2 separate regions of the Homo sapiens genome follow, and region 1 is linked to region 2. Evidence: chromatin loops called from intact Hi-C (ENCODE). Cell type or tissue: OCI-LY7. All regions are shown on one strand. Each heading gives the region's core, and the rest is flanking DNA. Links, peaks and the distances in the headings are about the cores only.

Region 1 (2,929 bases), core at 235-2,734, 130 kb before region 2:
TTCTCAACATTTTTCTGTATGTTTAGAATGTTTCATAATAGCCAAATATTTCACAATTAACAAATACTAAGTACAATATGATTTTAAAATAAACAGTGAGCGAATACATCAGTAAAATTTGTAGTTAATTCCAAATAAGGGTTAATGCAAGATATTTTACAAATTATTTATAATCTGAAGAGTCTAAGTGCCTTTCCTAGAGACACACAGCTGATAAATGGCAGAGCCACAATTTAAACTGAACTTCTCACCAAGGACCTCTCTCCTTTGCTTCAAATACTAGAAGAAAATATAGGAGCTAATTTAGAATACTGGTTGCGGAGGCCATCTTAAATAAGATATAATTCCCCAAAATCATAAAATCAAGCAACATAAACACAATTACAAAATGCAAATAAATCATGGGAAAATACTTGCAACATATATTTTTAAAAGGATTAATATTTAAAATACCTAAGGAGCTTCAACTCAGAGAAAAAGATGACACAATGAGAAAGCAAAACATATGAAGAAGCAATTTACTTTTTAAAAATACCAAGAGACAAAAAAGAAGGAAATACTTCAAAATAAAAAATAATAAAAATAAATAACAAATAATAAAACAATATTAGAGTGGAAGATTTTGAACTGTCCCTCCATGCACTGCTGGCCAGAGTGCAGGGAAACGCTTTTGTATATCATGGTTGAGACTCCAAAACTGTAGGGTAATTTGGCAGGATCTTTCAAAACCATAAACGTGCAAATCTTATGTAGTTCTAAAACAGTTTTCCTACATAAACTCAAAACCGTATGTATAGCGTTGTTTGAAATAATGAAAAATTGGAAGTATGCAGACTACTCATAAATGGAAAATGGCTAAAGTGTAGAGTACCCACATTGTGGAATATAGTGCAGTTATACACAGTTGTATATATTCTCTCTATATAGTTACAATGACCTTTTGGTCAATGAGGAACCACATCTGCAATGGTGCTCTCATTAGATTATAATGGAGCTGAAAAATTCCTAACACCTAGTGACATTGTAGCCATCGAAACATTGTAGCACAAGGCATTAGTCATGTGTTTGTGATAATGCTGGTGTAAATAAACCTACTACACTGTCAATCATATAAAACTATAGCAGTATAGTTATGTACACTATATAGTGCTTGATAATAATATCTGACTGTGTCACTGGTTTATGTATTTACTATACTACTCTTTTTATTGCTATTTTAGCGTGTATTTTACTCCTACTTACTTACAGTTAACTGTAGCGGAGCCTTAGGCTGACCTTTCAGGAGGTACCCAGAGGAAGGCACTGTTATCACAGGAGATGACAGCTCCATGGGTGTTACCATCCCTGAAGACCTTCTGGTGGGACAACATGTGGTGGTAGATGACAGTGACATTGATGATCCTGACCCTGTGTAGGCGTAGACCTGCACACATTAGTGTGTGTTTATGTTTTAGTTTTTAGAGAAAAAAAAATTAAGGTTAAAAAATTTAAAAAGCTTATAGAATAAGATTGTGAAGAAAAAAGTATTTTGGTCAGTTGTACAATTAGTTCTTTTTTTTTTTTTTTTTTTTTTCGAGATGGAGTCTCGCTCTGTCGCCCAGGCTGGAGTGCAGTGGCGCGATCTCGGCTCACTGCAACCTCCGCTTCCCGGGTTCACGCCATTCTTTTGCCTCAGCCTCCCCAGCAGCTGGGACTACAGGCACCAGCAACCATGCCCGGCTAATTTTTTTGTACTTTTAGTAGAGACGGGGTTTCACCGTGTTAGCCAGAATGGTCTCGATCTCCTGACCTCGTGATCTGCCCGCCTCGGCCTCCCAAAGTGCTGGGATTACAGGCTTGAGCCACCGCACCTGGCCAATACGTTCATGTTTTAAGCTAAGTGTTATTGTAAGGGAGTCAAAAAGTTAAAAAATAATTTAAAAGTTTATAAAGTAAAAAGTTATAGTAAGGTAAGGTTAATTTACTATTAAAGAAAAAAATAAGTTTTATAAATTTAGTGTAGCCTAGGTGTACAGTGTTTATATAGTCTACACAGTGTACAGGAATGTCCAAGTCCTTCACATCCACTCACCACTCACTCACTGACTCACCCAGAACAACTTCCAATCCTGCAGGCTCCATTCATGGTAAGTGCCATACACAGATGTGTTATTTTTAATTTTTTATACTACATATTTATGGTACCTTTTCTGTCTTTAAATATGTTTAAGTACATAAATATTTACCATTGTGTTACAATTGCCTGCAGTATTCAACACAGCAGCATGCCATACAGGTTTATATAGCATTTAGCCTAGGCTACACAATCTAGGCTTGTGTAAATACACTCTGTGATGTTCACACAATGACAAAATGTCCTAACAATGAATTGTTAGTGTATGTTCTCAGAACATATCCCTGTGTTAAGTGACACATGACTGCATATCACTTTATATTTTAAAACGATGTATTATATCCAAAAATAATGAGCTATGTTCACTTGTACTGCCATGGAAAGGTCACCAAGAAAAAAGAAAGTTAACTAAAAAAGCATATCAAATAACAATTTATTTAGGATAATTCTATTAACTTTAAAAAGATTAAATTATGTTATACGTAACATAATTATAAAATATAATCATGATGACATACACATTACAATATAATTCACACACACATATGCACACACACATATATACTTAAAAGTTATTTTAAGAAACAGTACTATCAGAAGGGTGATTAGGGGGGTGAAGGGGAAAATAATAAAAGGACTTCAACATTTTACTGCATGTGCTTCTGTACTACGTGAATGTTTTTTATAATGTATGATTTTGAATGACTTTGTAATAAAAAATTATGAAATGTCCAAAAAATAAATTTCATGCTATGATTATTGATAATAAACAAATGCATGCTTAGCATTTCATTTGGCTTTGCCTTTATAGACATA
Region 2 (2,929 bases), core at 230-2,729:
TGAACATTAAAGAAGCAACAGGAATGAATAAGAAATTATGCCATTGGTCTAAATCTATCTAATGCATCCTTTCAAGTTCTTGAGAGACAACACATTTATTTTTCCAACCTTGTCCTACATGGTCAAAAGTTGTACAGTTCTGTTCATAATGCTTATCTGTGTTTAGTGCATGTCTTAGTCATGGAAACAGGCAAGGTTATGGTGGCCTGGGTTTTCTTTTTTAGTCTCTACTATACTCTTGGGATATTGAAGAGTCTTCAAAACCAAAATTATCCCAGTTTAATTTAAAAGAGCCAGAGAGAAATCCTCTTTTCACAATTTGACTATTCAACCTATAGATTTCAGAGGGTTTCTATCCCCCTAACATGAATAGGAGTAATATTAAAATCTTCTAAGCCCACACGCTGCCTATAATATAAGCTGACACCTTTAAAGTGTTAGCGTTTGTAGCCATCAACACCACTCCTTGATGTCGCCTGCACCTGGCACACCATTCCTATACGTCCCTCCAGTAGAGACAGGCAGAAACTACATCCCATTTATGAACTAGCACTAGAAATTGTATAGCATCCTTTCTGAGATACTCCATTAGTCAAGGCAGTTACAAGCCCTGCCTAGATTCAAGGGGAGAAAACAAACCCCACTGAGAAGTGTGTCAATCGCCTTGTAAGGAAATCATGTGAGTTTGATAACCATATTGGTGCCGCCATCTTTAGAACATAAAATCTGTGCTCTGTCGTACCCTTCCTCCAAAGGTAAGGCGGGCCCAGTTCTTAGACATATAATGACCTTTCTCTCCTGGTTCAGTTGGAACCAAAGACTTACTTTACTCAGCTGTAGTATCAGTAATTAATAACTTTACATCATTCGTGAAAGTTCAGCTAGAAATGAATAATATTTAAATTAAGAATGCACTACGTAAGACTTTGTAATAAACTGTCTAATTGGAAGTTTATTGCGAGGTTAAGTCTCTTAAACTAACTTCCCTAATGAAACGGAAAAATTTTTTTAATAATTTGGCAAAAATAAATATTGAATCCTAAATTTAAATAAGAGAAGGAAACAGTAATTAATTGAAATCATTTATACCACATCGTTATCTAAAACCTGGCTGTTGGTAAGAATGGCATAACATTCCATTTTAATTTTTAAATATAAAGTTAATTAACAGATTTCTGGACTATGGACTTTAATAAATTATCAGTAATCACTAACAAAATAATTATTTGAATAATAAATGCCTTCTAGGTGTTTGAAGTTCCTCAAGCTGGTGGAGGGGAAAAGGAGTTTCCTCATATATTTCTTAAATCTCTTAGTTTTCCACCTTCAAACGTCTGTATTTTTTCTCTTTTGCAAGAAACTTTCAATTAAGCAACCATAACTTCAAGCCTTTGTCTAAATCATATTAAATTCTGAACAGACACGTTCCAACATGATCGTTGATCAAACTTGAGAGCAGGGAAGCAAAAAGAAAATCTACGTAGATACATCTTCATTTCTGTACCCTGTATGAAAAAAAAATGTAGTTACAATATCGCCAAGGTCTTCTCTGGAATTTGAGACCTCAGTAAAAGCCTTTTCCGTATCCATGGATTAAAGAAAAAGAGAGTGAACTGCCCTACCCTAAGCGTTGGAACCTGGAGTTAGCCTTGCCAGGGCAGTGAAACCCAAGGAATGAAGCCACGGGTTGCATGAGAAAAACCAAGCTGTGACTGCCCTCTGCTGGAAAGGTCTGGATGACCTGTCTCTGAAACTCTTGGTAGGCCCTAGAGGTAGTTCCCCTCCACTCTCCCTCCTGCCAACTGTGAACAAAAGTTCTCTGAAAAGGAATTTGAAGGAAAGAGACTTTATTCCAGTGAACAGTTTGCTAACTGGTGAGACACAGCCTTAGGTGTAAAACAAAGGTGGTTCCAGAGAACAAAGAAAGAGTGTGGGTTTTATAGCAAAAGCTTCAGCCCAGCTTCCCGAGCAGGTCCTTTTATGTAAACAAAGGATTCAAACTTCCTTATTGCTGATTGGCTGACACAGCTGAGTTCTGATTGATTGATAGAGCCAAGCTGTGACTGGTTGGTTCAGGTGAGCTCTGAAAGTCCCAAAGTTAAAAAAGTGTGGCTTTTTGTGCATCTCAGAGTATGTGTGTGAACTTTAGTCAGCACATAGCTCCTTGGTCTATTTTAAATAGCCACTTGGGATCCATTCTGAAGGACTGACTCTTTCAAGTTCACATTTGTTCACACAACTAAGCCCATAAATGCCCCATCAGCTAGTTGCTACAACCTCCACCCTGTCTGCTCCAGCCTGCCACCATGCTAGATCTTTCTTCTCCTTAGGTCTGTACTGTGACTTCTTAATTAGTAGTAAGTAAGCCGTGGGTCTTTGCTTTCCCCATTAATTGCCAAGGTGACATTCTGCCACAAGCCTGAGACATCTGTCTCTTCACCAATTCCACCCAAAAAAACTGAAGTATTTTATCTTTAGAGATGAGATGGGCAAAATAGGCTACAAGCATAGCTGACTGCTGTACAATCCACTCATGCCTCTGAGTTATCTTCTTTAACACACAGCTATTCTAGAATGGAATAGAAAGGTCTATGCCCTACAAGAGACCCATGCGTGAATCGTAATGTGTATGCTAACTAAAATAACATATTTCTAAAGAACTTAATTATAATTGCATAATTGTAATTACTTTTGTCCTAGATTAACATATTTGAAAAAATAAATTATTTACATAATTCAAAAACCTTGAGCTCTTACCCGTCTGTGGATTTGAATGACCATACATCATGATTTAAGCCAAAATTTATCTGATTTATCACGCTTATCTGTACAATTATCAGCTACCTCCTTAATTATATTTCACATAGCCACCTCTGACAATCCCTGGGGAGTTACACAAATGCCCACAAAACAGTAAAATTGTATTCTT

The links. A loop is a pair of places that touch in the nucleus more often than their neighbours do. Peaks named below come from ENCODE experiments on the same cell type or tissue, not always from the same donor. Only the 100,000 strongest peaks of a DNase experiment are listed, where the experiment ranks them.
Region 1: it touches region 2 in a loop (6-fold over the local background); 2 of 110 quality-filtered maps call a loop at or near these places.

The regions. Positions count from the first base shown.
Region 1 is chr4:89,352,094-89,355,022 of GRCh38, reverse strand. No RefSeq gene overlaps it. Among named protein-coding and RNA genes, the nearest start is that of GPRIN3, 46 kb to the right of the region's middle. In OCI-LY7, for the core only: a CTCF peak has its summit at 1,281; a DNase peak (open chromatin) is centred at 1,302.
Region 2 is chr4:89,225,938-89,228,866 of GRCh38, reverse strand. No RefSeq gene overlaps it. Among named protein-coding and RNA genes, the nearest start is that of GPRIN3, 80 kb to the left of the region's middle. In OCI-LY7, for the core only: a CTCF peak has its summit at 1,707 (motif pointing left); a DNase peak (open chromatin) is centred at 1,726.